2 separate regions of the Homo sapiens genome follow, and region 1 is linked to region 2. A link is an interaction called in ENCODE POLR2A ChIA-PET data of the cell type or tissue named here. Cell type or tissue: HepG2. All regions are shown on one strand. Each heading gives the region's core, and the rest is flanking DNA. Links, peaks and the distances in the headings are about the cores only.

The links. Peaks named below come from ENCODE experiments on the same cell type or tissue, not always from the same donor. Only the 100,000 strongest peaks of a DNase experiment are listed, where the experiment ranks them.
Region 1: POLR2A ChIA-PET joins it to region 2 with 6 read pairs; 3 of 35 experiments call an interaction of 5 or more read pairs at or near these places.

What each region holds. Positions count from the first base shown.
Region 1 is chr2:137,926,545-137,930,947 of GRCh38, forward strand. It overlaps LOC101928273 (a long non-coding RNA gene), which reads right to left and starts at 1,388. Exons shown (of 3, transcript NR_120402.1): 1 at 1,358-1,388. In HepG2, for the core only: no CTCF peak of the experiment used is centred there; DNase peaks (open chromatin) are centred at 2,437 and 2,837.
Region 2 is chr2:137,979,072-137,983,474 of GRCh38, forward strand. The region is part of intron 2 of HNMT (histamine N-methyltransferase); the gene reads left to right. Among named protein-coding and RNA genes, the nearest start is that of HNMT, 17 kb to the left of the region's middle. In HepG2, for the core only: no CTCF peak of the experiment used is centred there; no DNase peak of the experiment used is centred there.

The sequences.
Region 1 (4,403 bases), core at 214-4,213, 52 kb before region 2:
TATTTATTTACTTTATTATACTTTGAATTCTGGGATACATGTGCAGAATGTGCAAGTTTGTTACATAGGTATACATGTGCCATGGTGGTTTGCTGTACCCATCAACCCGTCATCTACATTGGGTATTTCTCCTAATGCTATCCCTCCCCTTGCCCCCAACCCCTGACAGGCCCTGGTGTGTGATGTTTCTCTCCCTGTGTCCGTGTGTTCTCATTGTTCAATTCCCACTTATGAGTGAGAACATGCAGTGTTTGGTTTTCTGTTCCTATGTTAGCTTGCTGAGAATGATGTTTTCCAGCTTCATCCATGGTTATTTTGAGAAAAGTTTAGAGTAAAATGAAGGATAGACAAAGGCCCTCTGTGGTCAGAGTTTGTGCTCTGAAAGGGGGTCCCTTTCTCCATGGTGCTAGGTAGTCATGGTGATGCACAGACAAAACAGAAATGATCTCCTTGTTTTCTTCAACAAAGTTCCAATTACTCCCAGTATCTTCAAAATGGGTGAGAATGAACCTCTGTGAGTGCAACATGCTCCATGGTTTGTGTTTATTTACTTTATTTTTGCTGTAAGGTTGCAGGCTCCTTTGTAGTCTACAAACACCTTGAGAACAGGGATGGTCTTTACTCATCATTGTTCTTATTCCTCAGCTCAAGGCCTGGACACATACCAGGCATTTAATAAAGTGAGTTCTGTTAACCTAATCTTTAAATGTTGATATTGCTTTCTTTTCAGGAGATAAACTTATTTAGGTCACACACATACACACACACCACATGCATTCACACTCCAGAAAACTAAATCTGACACATACACACACACAAAGAACAACTGATGTAAAAAATAATAATGGTAAATTGAAGGCAATAAAACATTCATTTTTATACTAAAATTAAAAAATAAGATACAAAGAAAGCTGAGCATAGAAGATTGACATATACAGAAGCTATAGGAAAACAGACCCACAAAGCATTATTTCATATCTCCATGCAGTGATTTTTTTTTTCTCTAACTTGGGGAATGAGGTAGAATTTCTATTGCCCCCCACTTTCTGTTGGCTGCTGATGGTTACATTTCCTCTTCTGAGAGTCTCACATATTGACCATAGATGTTGTTGTCACTAAATAAACCACATGCATCATTAATTAAATACGAATTAGTAAAAAAGGAAAGAGGTATAGTGGGTTGAATAATTTTTCCCTAAATTTATGTACATCTGTGTCTTGGTTCATTTGAGCTGCTATAACAAAAATACCATAGACTAGGTAATTTATAAACAAGAGAAAATTTATTGCTAATAGTTTCTGGAGGCTGCAAGTTCAAGATGACTTCCTATTCAGCGTTTGGCAGGGGTCTACTCACTGCTTCATTGATGGTGCCTTCTTGCTGTGTCCTCACACGGAAGAAAGGTTGACCAAGGTCTCTGAAGCCTCTTTATAGGGCAGTAATCCAATTCATGGGGAATCTGTCCTCATGGCTTAATCACCCCCACCTCCACCCCGACCCAAAAGAAAAGCTGCATCTCTTAATACTCTCACATTGGGGATCAAGTTTGAACATATGGGCTGGGCGTGGTGGCTCATGCCTGTAATCCCAGCACTTTGGGTGTGCTGAGGTGGGAGGATCACCTGAGGTCAGGAGTTTGAGACCAGCCTGGCCAACATGGTGAAACCCCATCTCTACTAAAAATACAAAAAATAGCTGGGCGTGGTGGCACACGCCTGTAATCCCAGCTACCAAAGAGGCTGAGGCAGGAGAACCACTTGAACCCTGGAGGTGGAGGTTGCAGAGAGCCGTGATGGTGCCACTGCACTCCAGCCTGGGTAACAGAGCAAGACTGTGTCAAAAAAAAAAAAAAAACAGTTTGAGCATATGAATTTTGGGGGTATACAAACATTCAGACCATTCCAACCTGGAACATCAGAATGTGACCTTACTTGAAAACAGAATCTTTGTAGATATATTTGGGATATAAAAAGGATTCTGGAATAAAACCACCCTGGATTTACGGTGCACACAAAAATCTAATGCCAGGTGTCCGTATGAGAAGATGGAAAAATACAAAGACACAGGGGATAAGGCCATTTGTAAACTCTAGCAGAGACTGGAGTTATGCTGCCACAGACCAAGAAATGCCAAGACCCATCAGAAGCTGAAAGAGGCAAGGAAGGATTGCAGCTTTCCAAGGAAGGGTGTCCCTACTAACACACCTTGATTTTGGACTTCTGACCTTCACAACAGTGAGAGAATACATTCTTGTTGTTTAAGCCACCCAGTTTGTGGTACTTTGTTATGGTGGCCTCAGGAAACTAATACAGGAGGTTTTCTGTTTAGCATATTATAGGATATTGACTTGAGTAGGAGCTCAGATTCCACAGAGAGATAGTTGGATGAGGTCTATGTATTAACACCATATTGAATACAAACTCTGTAAGTGGGAAGCATTGTTTCCAGGAAGAGCAAATACCACATTCCAACCATATTTATGGTTGTTGAGTCAGGGAGATTCCTGTCAACACTACCTTATCAGCAACTGTCTGGCTGAGAGTAAGAATAAACTTTTGCCTCTTTTATATACAGATTTTATGTAGTTAATTAAATAAATGTTAATAAAAACCATATTAAAGCAATTTCTAAAAATATCTTTTTTAGCCACTTTTTTTTAGGTCTTCAATAGAATAATGAAATCCGTGAAAAATCCTCAGGTCTTCAGGGTTTCATCTTGATATCTTATCATTCTGTCAAACTATAGGCTGAGGGAGAAACATTCTGCAGCTTCCCTTAGAAGACCTGCTTTCAATCTATCTTTCCACAGAGGCATTTTTCAGGATTCCTGTGTCTAGATTTCACCCTGGGAAAACCAGGGATAAAACCATCAGTCACATTAATTGCGGCCCAGGGAATGTTCAGCTGGCACATGTGACTAGACCAGTGGTAGAAGGCATGCAGGACTTAGGATTTTACATTTCTTTACATTTGGCCTTTACATTTCTTGTTACAGACATTGTTTATTAATGTCATTTCACACAGGAAAAAAATGAAGATCAGGATATTTAAGTGAATTGCTCAAGATTACACAGCTAGTAAATGACAGACTCAAGTCCTGAGCCCGACATAGTCTTGCCCCAGGGCTGTGCGCCATGTTGCTTTTCTCAAAATGTGCTTAAGCCTATTTGCTTGATCACCCTCCTTCTTGAGCTCTAGAAGGGCAAACACCATCTGTCTGTTGAAAACAAAATGAGAGTGCCTATTTTTTGCCAGACACTGTGAGAGTAAACAGTGGTTTATAATCCAAGCTCAAACAGTGTATTGGCTGAGTAAAATTTAATAATTACTTTACATCATTTAGATAGTCTGGTTGGATGATTGGCAGTAATTTTCCTATGTTTTTCACTCTTTTGAGGAACAGGCTGGCCCTGGGAGACGGGATGGAGTGAGGAGGAAGAAAAGGCCGCATAGCTTTTACAAATCTTATCAAAGTCAAAGGTCTTATGGACATACCTTTGCAATATGGAAGTGACTTAAGTGTTATGTGTTTCCACGCACTCTTCTTTTAGTAATTTTTCCATGGGAAAACAAACCCATGACTCAGTACAATTTGAGAAAGTAAATCACCTAAAATTTCACAACAGAACTCCCCCCAAATGGTGGTGGGAAGCCACCGTTAGAAATAAATTTCGGTCTACTATTTTTTAACTAATTTTTTAAATAGTGGTAACATACACATAAAACTTACTATCTTAACCATTTTTGAGTGTGCAGTTCAATAGTGTTAAGTGAATTTCCATTGTTGTGTAATCAATGTCCAGAACTTTCCCATCTGTCACAACTGAAACTCTATCCCCATTAACTCCTCATTTTCCCCTTTCCTCAGCTCCTGGCAAACATAATTCTACTTTCCATTTCTATGAATTTTATTACTTTAGACACTTCATATAAGTGGGCTTATAGTATTTGTCTTTTTGTGGCTTATTTCATTTATCAGGCCTGCAAGATGTATCCACGTTGTAGTATTGTGTCAGAGTCTCATTCCCATTTAAGGCTGAATAATATTCATATATATATATGTATATATATATATACAAATTATTTTTCCATTCATGTGTAGATGAACACTTGGGTAGTTTCTAATCTTGGCTATCGTAAATAATGCTGTTATGAACATAGGTGTACACTCTACCTACTACTTTTTATCACAATTTAAACTCTTCCATTTTGAGAAAAGTTGTAAATTAACAGAATATGTTTTATTTAGAAATTTAATCATCATTTTTCTTCTCAGATATAACAAGAACAACACAAAGAAAGTATTTTTTCTTTGAAGTTCATAAAGTGCCATTGCATAATTTATTTTTACATAAAAATACTTTCTGGGTTGAGCACAGTGGCTCATACCTATAATCCCAAC
Region 2 (4,403 bases), core at 155-4,154:
CATATATGTTTATAGTATAGTTATATATATTATGTGTTATATATAGTACATAATATATAAAGTATAATTTATGTTATATAAGACAAACTATATGTAAAATTATATATTCACATATAAAATATATCCATATATATTTCCATATATAAAGTATATATAAATACAAATATAAATGAATTTTACATAAATGTATACTTTTATTTATTTATTTATTTATTTTGAGACGGAGTCTTGCTCTGTCGCCCAGGCTGGAGTGCAGTGGTGTGATCTCGGCTCACTGCAAGCTCCGCCTCCCGGGTTCACGCCATTCTCCTGCCTCAGCCTCCCGCGTAGCTGGGACTACAGGCGCCCATCACCACGTTTTTAGTAGAGACGGGGTTTCACCCTGTTAGCCAAGATGGTCTCGATCTCCTGACCTCGTGATCCACCCACCTTGGCCTCCCAAAGTGCTGGGATTATAGGCGTGAGCCACCACGCCCGGCCATACTTTTATTTTATTTATATTATATATGAAAGATTAATAATTAAATGAATTATTTCACATGTCCATTTAAGAGAATATAGTATAGCCACTACAAATAACACATTAAAATAAATTTTGATATATTCATAGTTTAACACTCAAGAGAAAGGCAAAATAATTTATATACATAATAATCTCACCTAGATAGACTAAGAAAAAAATTGATTTGATCAATGGAGAAAAATAAAAGTTTAGGAAGCAGTGAGATGTTTCTTTTCTACTTTTTACCTTTCTCTATGTCCTGAGTTTTCTGCATTATTAATTTTTAGCCAGAGAGAGAAAAAAACAAAACTATAATTTTATATACGAGAGATGATGGTAAGGACTAGACCTCCGGCCTCTCCTTCATCTCCTTCAGCTAAACAGCTGAAGCCCAAAGCACTGCTCCCACAAGTGTGTTTTCCTGACAGTTTTTCTTCAGAAGATTTTGATTCACCTGTAACAGGTTTTTTTTTTTTTTTTGAGACAGAGTCTCCCTCTGTCACCCAGGCTGGAGTGCAGTGGCACGATCTCAGCTCACTGCAAGCTCCACCACCCAGGTTCATGCCATTCTCCTGCCTCGCCCTCCCCAGTAGCTGGGACTACAGGCGTCAGCCACCACACCCAGCTAATTTTTAAATATTTTTTAGTAGAGACGGGGTTTCACTGTGTTAGCCAGGATGGTCTCGATCTCCTGACCTCATGATCCTCCCATCTCGGCCTCCCAAAGTGCTGGGATTACAGGCGTGAGCCACCATGCCCGGTCCTGTAACAGTTTTATACCTGTGCAAATATTTAAAGAGCAATCCCAGCTATGTTGTAGATTAGCAGAGCTTTTCTTCAGAGCCTATAGATTCTCAGTGCCTAGCACCGAGTATACTTCAGCTCTGAGGACAGTGAGGATGATGCTGATCAAGAGAATGGTGGCTATCCTCTGTTTCTTGAGGTATTTGTTGTATCTTTTCTGAGTTTTCCATCAAATATCTGTACATTTCAGTCTTCAGCACCCTTTGAAGCATTTTCTCTAAGTTTGTGTTTTGTAGAACATTTTGGTTGCATGACTTTTCTTAGACTTCCTGATGTTGCAAAACCCTCAGGCAGTAGATTTCCTGGGCCAAGAACCAGAAGACACATGAAAACAAATGGCAACACCCTTTTGACTAAGAATTTATATTTATAACCCCCTTCTTGAAACTCTACAGCTATTTTAATATTTTATACTCATATTTTCATATAGACAGAACTGCTTTAATACTGAGGTACCCAGGGTGTTGGAGGGAGATAGAGAGAGAAAAAGAGAAGTAAAGAAAAGAAAGGATCTTGTCAGGAATCTTCTGTCTTTCATATTGCAGTTCACAATCAGATTGTTCTTTCTCTGGCTGCAAACCCACACCTGAAATTATTTTTCATCTCCAAGCACGGAGTTATATGAGCAATCGCTCTTCCTAGAAACCATTTTTTTTCTGCCTGATATTCTAGTAGAGGGAACAAAAATGATAATAATCTTAATGCAACATGTAATAGAATTAAATTTTTCCTGCTGATAATATATATTTTGATATGAGAAAAGAAGCAGGGATAGGCTGAAATCGAATGGCAGGAGATATGGCCACAGTCTTTAATCCCCTATTTTCTTGACCTGCAGATTGTCTCATTCGGGGAAGCTCCAGGGTTCTCAAGCGGAATTCGTGTTTCATTTTGTGTAGCACCCGTCAGAAAGACAAGCCAGGCATGAGGATCCATGATGAGCGCTCTTCTGAGTTGCCATTTGGAGCTGCCCGTTTAGAAAGCAAATCTGCATTTCCCTCATTCCTAGTTTCCTTCATCCTCTTTTAAGTGTCATCTTTTCCATGAAGCCTACTAGATCACACAGTTGAAAATTGCAAAGTCTTCACACCGCAGCTTCCCCTTTCTTTGTTGCTTTGGTTTTCTCCGTGGGACTTCCCACCATCCGTAAAATTAGGTGTTTTTGCCTGTTTTATTCACTGCTACGTCTCCAATGGTTAGAACCTGACATTTAGTGGGTGCTCAATAATATTTGTTGAAGTAATGTATAATAACTTCACTTTCTTGAGTAATTACTATATATCATGAACTGTGGTAAATTATCTCCATATAATGCCTGTAATCTTTACAACACCTCTAACCCTATAACATAAACCATGTTATACCCATTTTACACATATGCAATTTAAAGGACAGAGAGACCCACACATTTGCATAGGATAATTCTAGTGAATAAGAAATTTGCGTTCTTTTGTCTCTCTACAGGCTTCTTCTTATTATTATTATCACTATTTTGAAACAGAGTCTTTCTCTGTCACCCAGGTTGGAGTGCAGTGCCGCGATCTAGGCTCACTGCAACCTCCGTCTCTCAGGCTCATGTGATTCTTGTGCCTCAGCCACCCGAGTAGCTGAGATTACAGGCTCACGCCACCACGCCCAGATAATTTTTGTATTTTTAGTAGAGATTTCACCATGTTGGCCAGGCTGGTCACGAACTCCTGGCCTCAAGTGATCCACCAGCCTAGGCCTCCCGAAGTGCTGGGATTACAGGCAGGAGCCACTGCGCCCAGCCTTAATTTTTTCTTTTCACGATTTTTTTCCATTTTAAATTAAATGCCTTTGGATTTTAAAAAATGCAACATTCCTCTGCTATCTTATTAAACGTATCCTTGAACTTCAGGGAGTGGAGAATAGGTGTCTGGAAAATGAGACACTGCTTTTCTTTGTTTTTGAACTTAACAAGTTCCACATTCAGAGATCTCAATTACATGCCCTTCATTGAATGTAAGTGTGATGCATTTAACATACAGCTTGTGTGAAAGCAGGATATTATAACCACAAACATATCTGACTTTAAAATTAAGTAAAATACTCAACATAGCCCAGAATGGAAACATGGGAATTAATTCTATATCTGTGGCAGATCTGAGGGACACGGTGGTACCAAAAATTGAGATTTACAGAGAAGGAGATTTTTAATAATTCAGTTTTCATTAACTTCCCAAATCAGAAAGCCAGCATATTCTGTTTGGTAGGAAATTACACAGGAGTGAAGAAAAAAATCCACAATTCAGCTGATTAGAAAACAAGTTTTCATTAAACTAAAATTTATTGAATTTTTAAGCAATGTATAGCCAGCTAGCTTCCAAAAATTTGCTCATCGATATTGCTTAATAAAAAGTGTTTTCTTTCCCTTTATATGCTGTAATAACATAAACTGCCTAAGTGCTATTTTGGAAGCTGAATCATAGAGGGGCTAAGTGTTATGAAGGCTTATTATTTTCCAGACACTTTGCTAGCCACTTGACATATGTAATCACATTTTATTCTAATGGAAACTCTGTGGGGACTTCCTTTAAAAATGAAAGAGCTGAGGTTCAGATATTTTGAGGCTCAGATGGTTTAAGATGCATTTCATCAAGTAATAGACGGTGGAGCCGATCTCCAAGCCCAGGTTGGATTTTTCCTGAAGCGCATGATTTTTTCCTATTATCCCAAAGCCTCATCCATAAATATCATGCAGAACCTATGTAGTTGCTCATTATAGAGAAAGTTCTAGAGCCTAAAGTAGTCCAAAGTAAGTGACCCAAAACCAGGAAGACAGTTAACAGTAGAATACACAGACTTGCCCAAGGGGTATATCCTCCACATCCTCCACAAAGTATTTCCTGCTCTTCTTCTTGGACTCAGCCTCCCCTGTCCTCACTACAGTCACTAACTCTGCTTTTGTATTTTCACTGTTTGCCCTGAAGAATTCCATTATACCATTGTTGTAATTTATTGCACTTAATGTGTTTTATGTTTCCGATTACCAATCTGTACATTTTTATTCTCCTATTGTATATTTTTATACAATATACATATAGTGTATACAATATATATTGTAGGGAACAAAAAA